2 separate regions of the Mus musculus genome follow, and region 1 is linked to region 2. A link is a loop called in an ENCODE intact Hi-C map of the cell type or tissue named here. Cell type or tissue: left cerebral cortex. All regions are shown on one strand.

Region 1 (8,000 bases), 110 kb before region 2:
ATGAACACACTTAGTAAATTAGAAATATCTTTAAACAAGATAGTTCGTATCTTTGGAATTCCTACAGTCAGTGGGTTTTGTTTTATTATTTTTTACTTACATGCTTTAGAACAACTTTTATATTTTAAGTTAACATGTATATGGCAAGACACAGACAAGAAGCAAGGGACAGAAATATATCCATGGTCACAAGCACTTCAGTTGGATGTGTCCTTCCAGGTCTTGTATTCCATATGTGTTGAAACAGCTCTGATTACCTAGAGTTAGCAAGAGTAGTGCTGGCTAAGAACTAGCAATCATCTAGGCTCAGCCAAGTCATGGCTTCAAAGAAGAAAAATAAACAAGGCTCAGTGAGTGAGAATACCTTTTACCTTTCAAAGGCAGCCAAAGCAAGGTTTATGCAGCAATGTGGTTTGAAAGAACCCACTGGATTACTATAATGCTTAGCACCCATCCTTAGTACTGACACTACATTTCTTTGAAGTAGTAACAGTGCACTCTCCATGGACTATTGGTTGAAGCACCATCCCTGGATAGGACTGAGTGGGAACTTTTGAATATGGTTGCATATATGAAGCATGAAGGAGGGGCTGCCTTTCCTTCTTTCCTGAGTGTTTGAGGCAATGATTTCCCTGCAGTCACATGCCAGCCAATTTATGCTCATGTGTACATTCTGCATACATTTTCAGAATTCATGTTCACAACTGGGAAAGTAACCTTTCTAATATGAAACATACTGCTTTGACACTGTATTGTAAATCTAGAACCTACTATTTCTTTTTAAACAAGGAAACACACACACACACACACACACACACACACACACACAAACCAGAAATTGCAATGCCCACGTCAAGAATAATTCATTCACACTACTAGTCTTCCCAAATAATAGAGAATGATTTTGTTGGCACTGCAAGTTCCAGTGTGGATGAAAATTCATTAAATATATAGAAGGAGAAACAAGATATGTCCTGATAAATGAACAGTGGCCTGTGTTTATTGAGCATTTACAATCACAATACACATGGGATTAAAGCATGCAAGTCCATTAGTCCAACACTGTGAACAAAGAAGTTTCCATAAATGAATTTAGGAAAGTTCCATTTGGTATCTGAATGTTATATGAAACATAATGGCAAGGAACTAATGAGAAATTGCTTTTAAAACAGCCCACAAATCACTGTCCTTGGCTATTTAGGAATATTTCCATATCTTCAGTGAGCTACTTTCAATAATGGTGGATGACTGGAATGCAATTACTACCTTCATGTATATCCTGAGCCACTGCCACGTTTTATTGAGCACTGTAGCAGGAACTCTCACTGCATTCTTTCTTGGATGTGAGAGCAGAGTAAAGCTGGTTACCAGAAACAGGCACAGACTTCAGAATAGTTGGTAGAGGGTAAGTGCAATGCTTGGGAGGCAACATGGAACTGAATGGATTAATGCCATCCATAGAAGACAATGTGCCCTTTCCATGTGCTTTGGTAGAAGACATCCTTTTATTCTCTCCTTCAGTCCCACAGGCTGTCTTCTGCATGTTCAGTTGAGTAGGAAGTCAACACATGGCTGTGGAGGCAGATGCTGCCGTTGCATATGCCATCTGAGAAGAAGGTCTCTATTCACCTCTCCTCCCCTGCAGAAGCAACCTGGTGTGATTATCGTCCAGCTGATACTGGTCCAAGGCTTTTTGTTCTTATCTTTGCTCAACTTCCTCTGCCAGTTCTGGAACCTACCTTTGAAAATAGACTGCACCCTTAGGGGCATATTTTAGTACATGGCAAAAACAACATGTCTTATTCTAGTTTCTTCAGTGACATTTAGCTTTCTTCTAGAAGATTCTTGGAGAGGTAGTAAAGCTAATAAAAATAGAGTGTTTATTTCTAGTTTGTTTCTTCCTTAGTGTAAGCCAAATTCAATCTCTTAAAAATTGTATATTTGTATAGTACTGTCTCCTTAAAACCTACCATATTCATTACTTCTGTTTGAAGTGGGCAGGGTGGGTTGATTCATGAGCATCTAACTAATGATTCCAAGGCCTATTGACTTTGCAGAATAGAGACTGAGGAGTCTAGAGTCAGTCTTTCACTTTGGCCATTTGATTTATAGGTAGGTATTTTCACCCTAAGCAATAGAGCCTCTTCAGCTGTGGAGAAGAGGGGTTAAGAATAAGAAAATGCCTCTGGCTTCAATGTCTTCCAGGTGCTGCTGTGGCAACCATTTTTAATTTGTGCAGATGAACACTTAATCACAAGTTTCTTAACCATATCTTGCTATTTATTTTGAAAACTGTCCTCAATCCTCCCTGGTAAGAAAATAAGGGCAATAGATAAGACCTTAGCACTGTTACTAGTGGCCATTACAGTCTAGTCACAGACATTCATTGAGATGGAACATGTCCTCTGCTCTACCATCGAGGGATATGCATGTTAAGAAAAACTATCTCATGGATTGAAAAATAGAATAGGCTGAAATAACAGCTAGAAAGTATTGAGCTGGGGGGGAACAAAATGCTAAAGGGTGCAGAGAAGAGACTAGGGCTGGGCTAGTAGAATGTCCCACGTCCCACAGGAGAATGAAGAGCTGGAGAAGAGGGAGCAGCCATCAAGGAAGACAGAGAGAAGATGAGACTAGCAAAGGGTGGCAGGAAATAGAGGCATTGGATGGACTTAAGGGATAAAACCTTCAGGACAACTAGAAAGTAATGTCTTATTATGTAATAATTGAACCTTGGCCTCTGGGTGACTGTTGCTGCCTTTCATGAAGTCTCCTTGGAGGTCTCTATAGAGACTTCAAAATCCCATGTGGTGTGGCTTAGTTTGGAGACCCTCATCTCTTTTCTTTCTTTCCAATTCTGATTAGGCCTAGTAGTTTCTTTTTAAGAACATATTTTAATGTAAACAGCTAAAACAAACATGAACAAAATGTGTGCTCCTTCCCCTTTACCACCCCCTTTACCTGTATCATGAGGTCCGTCTTTTTATTTATTTATGGCTTTCATGTACAGTCCGTCTTTTTATTTATTTATGGCTTTCATGTACAGGTGTTGTCTTATTCACATAGTATGCAACATCTCCTTTAACTAAGATGTCTTTAGAGGTAGAAAATATTACCACTATTTCACATGAAATGGCAGAAGCTTAGAAAGCTGAGTCACTTGACAAATGGAGTGCCTGGAGCCTTGTCTCCTGTCACATGACTGTCTGCCTCACTGGCTTCACCACTCTCACCATATCTGCGTTCCTTTTTTGTTCTTGCTGTTCTCTTTGTTGAAATAATCATTCCTTCCCTTTGCCACGGAACTTCTGCTCCTCCGTCAGAGTCCAGACTGAAATACGACCCATTAACCTTGCTCGTAGACATAATCTGCACTGCCTCTTTCTGTGCGCAGAATCTGGCTTCCATCTCTGCCGTACGGATTGTGTTTTGCTGTGAGTTACTACTGTCTGGTGATGGTGTCTGAGCAATCCAACAAGGTTTAGAACGTGGAGATGATAAAAGTGCCTTGGCTTGAAGGCTTGAGAAGGGCAACTGCTCAGTGAAGCATCAAAATCAATCTGGGAGAGGCTGGAAATCAGAGCAGAGAGCTTAGTCTTGGAATGCTTATCGATCAGTGAGGCAAAGGGTGGTTCTGATGCTCAAAGGATAAGCAATGAGTTGAATCGTGTGTTTGACATCCCTTGCAGGCTAATGGCATAAAACCTGAGTTTGGGATGGTGGCCATAGCCTGTATAAACTCCCTACAACTGGTATGGGACTCTGGGTAGCTGAATTTCAGAAGTGAGAGCAAACTGAATGTATAGTCAGCCCTGACAGGACTTCAGACAAGATATATAAATTCTCTGAAGTTTCCAAATCAACTCAGTATGGCTTGTGGCTTCTCCCAGTTCTCACAGAAGCACAGGAGAAACCTGGGCTTAGTTGGGTTCAGCAGTGAATTCTATCAAGTGCTAGAGGGAGAACTCACACATGGCTGGTGCAAACCTCCAGAATACAGAAAACAGAAGCATTCTCAGCGCCCCCCCCCCAACAACAGCGAGGTAATTATATTAGACAAGGACACCGTGAGAAAAGAAATTTGCTGCCAATGTCATTTACGAAAACAGATGTCAAGGTAAAGAGCAACGTATTAACAAATAAGGTCTAACAAAAAATGAAAAGGCTAATGTATCAGATTTCTGTCAGGAGCGTGGGGATGCTTTTATATTTGATAACAAGGGGGAACATCCTATGCCTGTATTAACTGCTGAAGCCGTTGCTCAAACATACATTTTTTAAAGTTAGCAATTTAGGAATATCTTCTCTTTTTAAAAATTGCATTTATTGAGTGTGTATGTATGTGCATGTATGTCTGCATACATATACAGAGAACAGCTCTCTGCCATATGGGACCTAGGATCAAACTCATATTATCAGATTTGGCAGCAAGGGCTTTTAACCTCCCTGGCCCCTGTCTAGGAATACAGGAACTTCCCTAATGAGATAATGACACCTCCAAATTAATATCAGTACACTGCTGAAAATGTTCCTTTAGAGAATAGGGGCAAGAAAAGGAAGCCTATGGTTGTGACTATATCCACAGATGGACTGATTGAGCCTGTATAGTAAAGCTATATAGGGAAGGTATATCAATCAGAAATGAGCCAATTAAACCATAAAATTAAATGCAGAAGTCTTTCTAAAATAAGCGACTTCCCAAATCAGTTTGGGTTGAAACACTTGTTTCACAATAGGACACAAATTATTTTATCTATCTATCTATCTATCTATCTATCTATCTATCTATCTATCTATCTATCTATTTTGATGTTTTGAGAGAAAGTCTCATTATGTGGTCTTAGCTGGCCTAGAAGTCTCTATACAGAGCAGACTGTATAGAGATGGGCTGTATTGAGCCCACAGAGATCTGTCCTGCCTGTCTTTCCAAGTGCAGCCATTAGAGGCATGCTTCTCCATGCCTGGTATATAAGAGAATACATATTATATGCAGGATTTTAAAAACTCTTCTGGGGAGATTTTTGTCAAGTTATGTAACAAATAACTATAAGTTTGCTTCTCAAATGCTGCTCTAGCCTCTGAAGACAGCAATGACAAGAACAAAAAAGAAGACATTTTCATTTTGGTTAGAGAAACCAACAATAAGCAAGAAATCAAAGCATACCCTGTACAGACATGCAGTATGATAGTTAGACATGCCATTTGATAGTACAGACATGCAGTATGATAGTTAGACATGCCATTTGATAGCATTTTGGTCAACGGTGGACCATATACACAATGTTGGTACCGTAAAGTATAGAACATCGTGACATCATAGCTAGTTTGGTTTGTATAAAAACTCTGTGATGCTCACACAATGATAAACATACTGAACAATGTATTTCTTTTTTTTCCATTTTTATTAGGTATTTAGCTCATTTACATTTCCAATGCTATACCAAAAGTCCCCCATAGCCACCCACCCCCACTCCCCGAACAATGTATTTCTAAGGAAATGTCCTGACTGTTACGTAGCACATGACTGTCATTTCAAGTGACAAAACAGAATGGGGCTGGAGAGTATTGAGAGAGAAAGATGACTTTAGAAGATGGAAAGGAGATCTTTTCTGAGGAGGAGTATATGAGTGAGCCATGTCTGAAGAATTCAGGTTATATGCCAAGACCATAGCCCTTTCTTTCGTTAAACTAATTGACCTACTTCTTTGAAAATAGTGGGCCCATCCCTCAATCATAAAGCACTTCAATAATGTGGTTTTATATCCAGTGATCATAAGAATTCTTTAAAAAATTGGAATAATTTTAATGACTTGTAAGTAATTGGGGATTTACAAACCATAAAATGATCCTTTGATGCTTGCTCTCATCTCCCATGTCCTATCATCTCATGGAGGGGTGAATGCTGTTTGGGCGACTTTGCTCTCAAGAAATTCTAGAGGAAAAAATAACTTTCCCAGTCAGTGTCTGCAGCCAGTCTGGACTCCCATCCTGTTAGAATCATCTTTAAACGTAGGTTTCCTTCCCTTGTGGACAGGACATGAAATCCCCTGCGGTAAGGTCTCCTGTCACATTTTATAGAAATATTCAGCTTAGGAAGAAGCAGTTGTGATGACAGTTACTCAGCAGTGATGAGTAAATGAAACACTTCCTTGAATTGGGGGAGACTCTTTAAGCATCTCAACTTTCCCTCCAAGAGAGCCTCCCTTTTCTGAGTTCTGCTAAGTTTTCTGAAGCCACAGAACAGAAGAATCTGAAAACACGGAAGGGAATGTACAAACTTCAGCCAAGGGACAGTTGAAGATGACGTTGGACCGAGAACCCTAGCCTATATTAGGAATTTACTGATTAGATGTTGGCAACTCTGATTTTGGCGACTCTGATCTGGATACCATGTACCTTACTGCACAGGTGAGGAAGCCAGTCCTGAGGGGCTGAGCCTCAAAAACTTGCACTCATACTCTCCTAGAGAGAATAACAGAGGTAGATTTCTATCTGGACATGCCAGAGGCTATACTATAGCCCCCCTTTGATAGCTAGCACTTGCTCTCAGAGGAGTGAGCCCCGTTTTCTGTATTTCTTAAGAAAGGGGGAAATATACTATGTTCAAGGTGAAAAAGACCCCTGGTGAGTGTCAGACACTGAAGCAGGTGTCTGATCTACACGGCTTCTGATATTTAGGTTGCTCTTCCTATAGAAAGGCTCAAGCTGGGAAAGAAGAAGAAGGCATATTCAGTCACGTCAGGGAGAGGTAGCAATGAAAAATGGAATTTCTTGGCTGCTAAGTTCAAACATTCTCCTTTGGGTCTAACCCAATCAAACGCACCATTGATCCAAAACCCTTTCATTTGGAAAACGTGTTGATCTAGGAGAGTCATGAGTACCTTACAAATTAATCTGCTCCCCTCCCTGCAGACACTATGTCTCAAAACAACAAATGCATGACTACTGAAAACCAGCCCTATTTGCTGTCAGCTGTCAGCTCAGCGTTCCTGCCTCTTCATGCCTAGGCACCTGGGATTCCTGCCACCTGTCTGGCCCTCAGACCTGAACTGGCTCAGAGAACATGGCTACATCAGCCATTGCCAGCTACCACTGATACCAGCTTGCAGGCATGGAGAACTAGGTGCCTGCATATTTTCTTTATGGAAAGAAGAGGTGATCATAACGATTACTTTTTGGGCCAGAAAAGTGTTCCGAGTTCCCCACTGGGTCATTATGATGATCTTCCTTAAATCTATTTGCAAGGTATCACCTGACTTATCACAGTTAAGGCATTCTTATACAGAGTAGTTAACTTATCCCAGAACCTTTTCTAGCCAGATTTCCAGTTTTGTAGGACATATGGTTACTGTGGAAACTGTTCAAATCTGTTATATGTTGCAAGAAATCAGCCATAGATATGTAAATTACTAGGTGTGGCTGTGTTCCAATAAAACTTTACTTACAAAATCAGATAGATGGTGGGCCATTTTTTGGATTACTGCCTGCATGCAGCTTTCCAACTCCTGGTATAGAATAATTATTTCTCACCACAAGCAACCCAGATCAAACACATCAGTATCGCCTAGGCAACTATTAGCAGTGTTAATAATTAGACCTTGGAAATGATCAGAATCAGTTGGCAGGCTTGGTGAACGCAGAATTCTAGGCCCTAAGTGAGACTTTCTGATTCAAGGCCTACGGGTCTAGGTTGGGGCTTGGGATTTTGTCTTTTTCACAGGTTCCCAGATAACTGAATACTGCAAACCAGGGCATGCTTTGAGAATCATAGCAGTGAATAACGCTCTTCCTGTACATGGGATCTGAGAAGGCGTCTTGTGGTCTGAAGAGCACAAAACAGAGGCAGGGGTGTGTGAGTGGGGAGTCCTGCTTGTTTCTCTAGTTGAATCCTGCTGACAGCAGGACAGTCAACGCAGCAAAAGGAGCCAAGGCTGTGGCCTGGTGAGAATTTCTGGAGCTGGTGTGAGCAGAAAGCTCTGCAGTGAGGAAGACTTCCAGAG
Region 2 (8,000 bases):
CTTGGAGATTTATCACATGTGCTTGCAGAGTTTCCACCAAGCTATCATGCAGTGGTGAACACACACCTAAACCATAGGAAAAGCTAAAATCAACTAACTGCCCTGCATTACCAAAGCACAGAACTGTCTTAGATATAGATAGCTCCAGAGTAAATGTAATGAAGTCTTGCTACTCCGCTAGCAGTAACATTTGTAGCATGTTCTTGTAGGTTTCTTTTTCCACAAAAGCCTTGAAAACACTAGCCAATTTGATAGAAGATCTGTACCTAGTCATGGTGTGACTATAGTTACATTTGCAAAATTTAGAAGATTGTATAAATATATTGTTTCTCAGCTCCTAGTTTTATGAGCTCTTGACCTATGGTTGGTATTCTTACCCTTAAGACTTGAGACTTAAATGTCACAGTCACTATAGAAGCAGAAAGAAGTTCCTTTATTTCTCAAGGTTATAAGCAGGTCCTCAACTGTCAGGGAGCACTGGTCCCTTATAGCAAGGCTGAACCTGAGTGGGTGGCTCTGCACAGTGAGTAGGAGATCTGGGTAGTTACATGGCCAAGAAGAAATCACTTGTCAGAGGCCATCCCATGAGAAAGCGAGCCCTTCACAATCTCCCTGACAGGCCAAATGGCCTCGTGCTAGGAGCTGGCTATCACTCCCTCCTCCCTATTCCCTTCCTGGCACCTGAGGTTGTAAAAGCTGAATTACAGTCCCCTCTTCCCTATCTCTTCCTGAACTCCCATGCCATCCAAGGACATGAGTTACGCCTGAGCCCAGCCTGACACCCAAGGCTGTCAAGGAGGATCTATATTCCAGAGATAAGATGCAGAGTGCCCGCTGCCTAGCGCCTGACTTCGGCCCCCATGTCAGCAGATGCCCACTTCTTTGTTCTTTGTAAAATTCCCCTTCGACCCCCTCCCTATTCCCTGAGATGTATGCTTTAAAATCAAGGCACCTCAGCCTAATAAACGAGACCTTGATAGGTGCCCTTCTTGGTCTCCTGCCTCTCCTTCCCTTCCTCTCATTTCCTTCCAGGTTTGCGGTCCCCCTCACACCCACGAATGACTGAATCCCTCGGGCCGGGATAATCACTCCATATAGACAAAGGCACATTTGGTTGCCTCAAATAGGAGTATCCCCTTAGTGCATAGGCCTACAAGAGTGTGTCACAACAGAAAATTCCAATATCTACTTGCTAATTATGGTACCTTTTTCCAACTTGAAGCTATTTCCTAAGCCTTGGTGGCTTCTGCATTTGAGGACTGGTGTATAGAGTTCTGGTGTATAGAGAAGGTGGGCGATACATTATTACTGACTGAATGAATACTGTTTCAACCCACAAAATTCCTATGACAACTTTTTGTTTAGCAGACACTTCAGATTCTGAAGGAATAGATGAACAAGATTCCTGGATCTCCCGACCTCCAATTCCCCTCAGGATTTTGTGACTATTACTAAAAGCTCCAATGTGGAAACTGTCTTCAAGAATATGAGCATTATAATCATAAGTCACCAGTAATTTACTGTTCTTGCTCATTCCACCAGTCTCTCCCCAGATTCTGTAGACAAGCCAATCACATTCCTTATTGCACAAAATCACTTACTATTTATTCTTAACAATCACTCAGTGCACTCATGTTATATTCTAGATGAAACAATGTAACAAAAACATAACTCAGGCAACAAAAATATTCCCACTATTTTGGGCAAGCACACAGTAATTGTCCCACTCCTCTATCACCTAAGAAAGCCTGGCATGCAGATGGCACTTTCTCACATGTCTTATATGTCTCTCAGTCTCAGTAGAATTTAAAAGCTGGGAGCTGGATTCACACATACATAAAGCACCTGTCCTCGATGGAGTGGCTCTGAATGAGAAGAGGAGTGGAAAAGAACCATTATGTTTGGTTACCACAAACTCAAGAGTGCTGAAGAACCCAGATGATTGTTAGTGAAGAGCTGTGCTTAGCTGCAAGGGAGGAGAGACATCCAAATGAGTGGTTCCCACACCGACCTTCTGGGGAATTCGACAGTTACAGTCCAATCCAAGTTCAACTGTGTTGATAGGAAACCTTAACAGAGAGCCCCTGACTGCAATAGCCCAGTAAGACCAAACTGTTCCATGACAATCCCCTGCAAGACAACTATGAAGGTGTGACCACAGACAGGAGGGGTGTGACTTTTAAACTTCTGCCTTAGGGGAAAACTGTTTATTGTTCTCTCAAACTCTGCAGGCCCCCATTGGAGCCACCTCACCCTGATGTGTCTTGCTCTTGGACTCTGTCCAGGAGGCAACAGCTTATCTCCCCCAGCAGCTTAGCTATTGGCCCAGCAGCACCTACCATGCACAGGACTAAGGCTACATCTGTGCCACAGCAGCTACACAGAAACTGCCAGAGAACTAGAGACCGAGGTCTCATTTGGAGAAGTCATTGGATGGGGCCGTCTGTCCATCAGAAAAGCAAAGGAAAGAAGAGGGCTCACAATGCTGACACTTGGAGGGAATGGACCACAGTCAGGGGGTTCATTTGGTGGCTTGCCCTCACCCTGCAGTTGTGGCCCAGAGCTACTGCTCTGGCTGGCTTCCCAGTCTGTTGACAGGTTTTCTTTCTCAGTGGCTTGAAAACATCAGAAGGACAAGAAGACTTGCTGTTGCAGTGGGAGGCTTCCCTTAAATCTGCAGATAAACTTTCATCAAGGCCAACTTCTCTAGAGAAGTTTAACGGCTTACTTCATACAGACAGCACAATCTTAAACGTACAGTATTTTAATTGTCCGGAGTTCATCCATCTTATCCTAAAATCTGGTCTCTAGCAAACGAGGGAGAGAAAAAAGGAAAACAATGACCAGTTACACCTGCAAATGAGAAGAGCCGAAGACCTCGGAGGATGTGTCAGCTGCTGCTCTTCTTTGGGTCCCTAAATACTGAGAAGTGCAGAGGAACTACAGCGGGGCTACGGAGCCCATGGCCAGAGTGCTGATGCAAAGCAAACATAATGAAGTGGCAGGGATCGCATTATGGAACGGAGAACTGTTTTTACTACAGGAAGATTTCTATCTACGAAAACAACCAATTCAGTTGTGATACAGGAGACAGGGACACAGACATTCACCGGCACTGAAAAGCTGGTCCCCTGTATTTAACAACAGTCGCACTTCATTCACTTCAGGCAGTAATTTAGATTTCAGTACAGCAGTGTTCAGTCTCTAACACCGTTGTAGGTGTTTCTTGCTACCACAAACCTTCCTTAATAAGAGCTGGGCTTAACATGTTCCCTCGGTCTCTCAAAGGGAAGAGTGCAGCGTGGGATGGGAAACTATTCTGAAAAGCATAAGCGTAGAATCGACAGCCTGTGCATCAAGCAGGACAAACACTTCTGCTCTTGACAAACTGTCCTAGTAGAAAAGAGTTCCTAGCTCTTAGGTGTGTTTTCTCCGCTCTCTGGAACTCATTATGGTCCTAAGGTGTTCGTAACACTTAGAATATAAAAAAATGGGCCACATCTTAAAGATCGCACTTGTGCATGCACAGCAGCTTGGCCCTTTTCAGCTCTCCCCCCACAAAAGGCTAATTTCAAAGCAAACACCTGAGAATTCTAAATTAAGCAAACAAGCGCTGAGTTAAGTCACTTTCAAACAGGAACAACTGCCTGGCTGAACCGTCAAAGAACACAGAAACCCCGGGCAGAGGGACCTCACCATACCTATATTTCATGCCAGTCTGCTTTGCGGTGGACTCTTTGAGAGAAATGTGATGCTGAGGGGTGAAGGTCCCCAGGCTGCGAGCGATGATAGCGACAGTGCGGAATTTGGCCCGGGCTGCGTTCACCACATTGGGGGCGTTGGAGCTCTGCTTGCTCAGAAGTCGGTCCTCACCATTTCGACTCTTCAAATTGTGCTCTGTGCAGGCTATGGAGACTTGCATTGCTTCCCAGGACAGAGCAAGGTCCTCTCAGAACCCCACAACACAGGCGGTCGGCAGAGGGTGAGCAGTTGGGGGGATTTCGGCTGTCTTTTAACCCCTCTTGCCCCCCTTCCTGGATGCCTTCAGAGGAGTCCCAGCAGCTGACTTCAGGACCCACACAGTGGCAGAAGAGGCTGAGGGGCAGGACAGAGTCCCCGGGACCCAAAGAAGTAAACAGCCAAGCTGGAAGTTGCCTCGGCAGCTGGAGCGCGAATCAGCCTCTCCAATCTTCCCAGGCTGTGATCTCGGCTGATTAAACAGCCAGATCCATGTGGTCAGGAGGCTGGTGCAGAAGCCTAGAGCTGAGCATTCATGGTGACTGCACACAGCCCTGCCTGGAGCCAGTCCGAGGTGCCTGAATGCAGAGGGCTGGTTTCTGGGCGCTGGCTCAAAGCAACGCAGGCATACCGCAAGATGCGCTGCTAGCACCCTCTGGATCACAGGCAGGAGGCTCAACTGGAGAGGAGCATCCCAAGAAGCAGCTCACAGCAAGCAGGACCCCGCGGACCCGTGGTCTCCATCCACTATGCCTGCCAACTACCTCGCTCCTGTGCTTAGGAGAATGCGGAGGTGGAGGCTTCTCAAGACCCCTCCCCACTCATCCTCGGGCAAAAGCTGGGTCTCCTGAGCCAGCACTTACTTGGTTAGCGACTGCATAGAAGAGCTGGGAGGTCCCTTTAAGGAGCGCCTTGCCTTTGTGTGCAGTGGGAAGGAAAGATCACTGTGACCACTCCTTACTGGAACAGGACTGGGAGGGCTGTTCCATCAGGGGGCTCTGCCTAGATGCCACCAAATTTTGCTGCAGCGCAGGAGTTGAAAAGGCTGAGTTGGGGAGGCTGAGTGGGGTGCTCTGAGAACAGCACACTACTGATTAACACGTGAATGCTCTTCTGACTTGCTGGAACACAGCTTGGAATTCAGATATTAGCCTTGTCAGGGTTCATATCCCCTCTGCATGTTATTTCTTATGCAGATAAGTTAGAAGTTTCCTGAAAAGCCACAGTGCAGTCTGGATGGAGTGGGGTCTGCTAACGTACTGCAAATTTATTTAAAATACCAGAGTAGAGACGTCTGGGATGCTGCAGGGAGCAATGGGTCCTCCCCGCTGGAGGATACAGGTGGGGGTAGGTGCAATGGGGGAGAAACAGGTCAGGAAAGTAACAGGATCCATATATATTGTCATGGCCACAGGGATGGGCAGCAAGAAGTTCTGTGAGCTGAGCCTGAACCCATATAAGATGCATTTCTTGTTTGGCTGGATGTTCCATTCAGAGCAACTGCTCAAGAAACCTGCTCAGACCAAACTATCAATTAGTTGATAATTCATCTCTCCATTTGAAGTATGAGAGAAATAACTCGTCCTATGAATTTGGTTAAATTATATCTTCTCCAAAAGCTTCTTTCTAAATGTGATCCCCAACAGACCCCACTGTCAAGGAGGAAGAAACAACAAACGCTATTTGTGAATCCATCTCTGTTCTTGGCAATAGAGATCAATATGGAGGGAAATTTAGGAAGCTGTGTCTCAGTTCGTAAGGAGCAGGCAATCTGGGTGGGAAGGACAAAGCACTCGGTCTTCAGAGACTGATTATGTTGAAAATCATACTCTATGTGTCCACGGGAGTGGTACCCACACTAAGCACAACAGAATGAAAAAAGAATGAATTTCAGGAGCCTGGAGAACATTTCTTCATTTCGATCCATTACAACACTTCAGTGGAGCTTCTCTTATAATCTGACTTGGCTACTGGGACACATGACAATGTCCAGAGTTTCAGGAAGCACACGAAGACTCAACAGCCCTCCCAAAGGTATGGACTCCCCTGTGGCAGGACCCATGGGTCTGATCTGATTATCAGGAGTACAGGGAAGCATGTTCACGGATGACATAGCCTGCCTGTATAAATTAATAAATAAAACAGCTGCTCTGGCCACTTCTGCCCAAGCAAATGAAGTTGCAGAAGTGAAATCCTCAAGGAGACTCTGTGCTTGTGTTGAGATCCACTCAAGATATTATTACTCTTAACAACTTTGAACCTGAAGATAAGATTTAAACCACATTGTGGCATCCAATTCTTGATCCTCTATATATTTTCACTCTTTCCCTTAGGAAAATCAGTATGTTCATTAACAGAGGATATTTAGGATGACTGAGGGTGGCAGGGTTAAGTGGGCACCTCTTCTTTTCACCCAGGCAGGAATACTGGGACGTACCTTTCTTTAATCTTTGGAATAAACAGTGGGTAGAGAGGAAGCAGATCATAGGAACCTTTATTTTTGCACACTAAGCCAGCTCATCGGAGATGATCAACGTGAATTGGGAAAGCAGTCAAAATGAGAAGAGGAAGAAGTGGGAGGAATCAAAAGAAAGAGCTTTTAGAAAAGGAAAGTGGGAAAAAAGCAGGCTGGGAACAACAGAGGGAGGTGATGCCCTTCAGACCCGAGGGGTCAGGAACCAGGGACTTTAACTTGGCCACTGGCTTTGGGGGAGGGGAGGTGGGCAGGGGTTCAGCTGAGAGTGCTGCTGGCTTTATAGGATGGACTAAGAGGCCTGGATATATTAACCAGTGTGGTGTTTAGCTTTATTAAGGGGCTAGCAGAGAAATGCCAAAAAGCACAGCATAGCCTAGATCAGGGAAAAGGTTATCTGAACAAGACATACAAAGTAGAGCATTTCTGACCCCAATAGGACCACACAGAGTGCTTGCTTGTTCTATGGCAGGTGCTCAATCTATAAATAATTGAGAGGTGATGAGGAAATAACGAAGAGGGAGAGGGGAAGGTGGGTTGGATGGGGGAGATGCCTTTTCCTGGATAAACTCCATTCTTTAAAAACAACCACCAAAGAAAATCCTGTGCATTCACTTGGAAGCTCAGCCAGTTATACTGAAAAGGAGTGAATGGTAGCCCCACAGTTTCCTCTGCTCCTCTTGAGTGTGGTCCAGTGTCCCAACCTTTGGGACATGCCTCATAGAGAATCAAAGATCTGAGGCCAGAGGATGCTCACAGTGCAGGCTTCTTTCTTGTTGACCACAGTGAGCCTTTCATCTCTGATACCACACAGGCACTCTGACAGGCAAGCAGCAGCCCCATAGTTTCCCCAGACATCCTCATACTTCCCAGAATTAAGGGACCAGTCGCTCTCAGGAGCCTGGAAGCTAAATAACAGTTGGCTGTAGAGTGCCCATTCCTAATAAGTTTGCTAGCAGGCCACATGCTAATTAAGCTGGGGAAGTTAGACTTACAATGTATGTTCCTTTACTGTCACACACTATGAGAATTTCAGGCTTAAATAGACACACAAACCTGCATATAGATAGATTTACATAGATACACACATATACATGTATAGATATAGTTATGGGCTAGATTATCTCATCCCAAACTTCATGTATAGAGGCCCTGTCTTTGCCGCCGTGTGTCAGAATGTGACTGTATTTGGAGACAGTCTTTAAGACATCATAAGTATAACGAGGCCATAAGTTTGAGCATCAACCAAATATGACACATGTCCTTATAATAAGAACCAGGGCCAGACACGTGAAGACACAGAACAGAGGACCATTTACCAGCCCAGGGCAGAGTCCTCAGAAGAGGCCAAGCTTGCTACTATGATCTCAGACTTTCAGTCCATAGAACTAAGAGAAAATATTTTTTTCTCCTGTAGCTATTCAGCTTCTAGTACATTATTGTATAAGGCTGCTTTAATACAGGCAGGAAATATAATTTATATCTATAATAATATTCATAAGAAACTATTGGAGCATACTAACATTTAAGCTTCTAAATGTCATTATTAGTCACAATGAATGTCACTAGATATACTCCACACATCCCAAGCTGTCATTAATGTTCTATAGGAGAATGGTGAGTTCCAGCCCAGCCTGAGTGACCACAGCATACCTCTGTCATAAAAACCAAAAGGTAGAAAGCAATCTATAGATCTGCTCTCTAGGAAGGGCTGCTGAAATGTACCCTGGAGAAAGACCCACATGCAATCCCTTTATTCTGCTTCATAAAGTCATGCAAAGTTCTATGT

The links. Peaks named below come from ENCODE experiments on the same cell type or tissue, not always from the same donor. Only the 100,000 strongest peaks of a DNase experiment are listed, where the experiment ranks them.
Region 1: a loop joins it to region 2, with 2.0 times the contacts of the local background. A loop is called at or near these places in 3 of 42 quality-filtered maps.

What each region holds. Positions count from the first base shown.
Region 1 is chr3:65,217,409-65,225,408 of GRCm38, reverse strand. All of the region lies in intron 1 of Kcnab1 (potassium voltage-gated channel, shaker-related subfamily, beta member 1), which reads right to left. All of the region lies in intron 3 of A330015K06Rik (RIKEN cDNA A330015K06 gene), which reads left to right. Among named protein-coding and RNA genes, the nearest start is that of Gm52605, 55 kb to the left of the region's middle. In left cerebral cortex, a CTCF peak has its summit at 4,940; DNase peaks (open chromatin) are centred at 1,612, 4,938 and 7,505.
Region 2 is chr3:65,105,694-65,113,693 of GRCm38, reverse strand. It overlaps Kcnab1 (potassium voltage-gated channel, shaker-related subfamily, beta member 1), which reads right to left and starts at 4,680. Exons shown (of 14, transcript NM_010597.5): 1 at 3,702-4,680. The coding sequence starts at 3,922. In left cerebral cortex, a CTCF peak has its summit at 4,395; DNase peaks (open chromatin) are centred at 3,873, 4,376, 4,602, 5,021 and 2 more places; H3K4me3 peaks cover 3,729 bases; H3K27ac peaks cover 3,066 bases.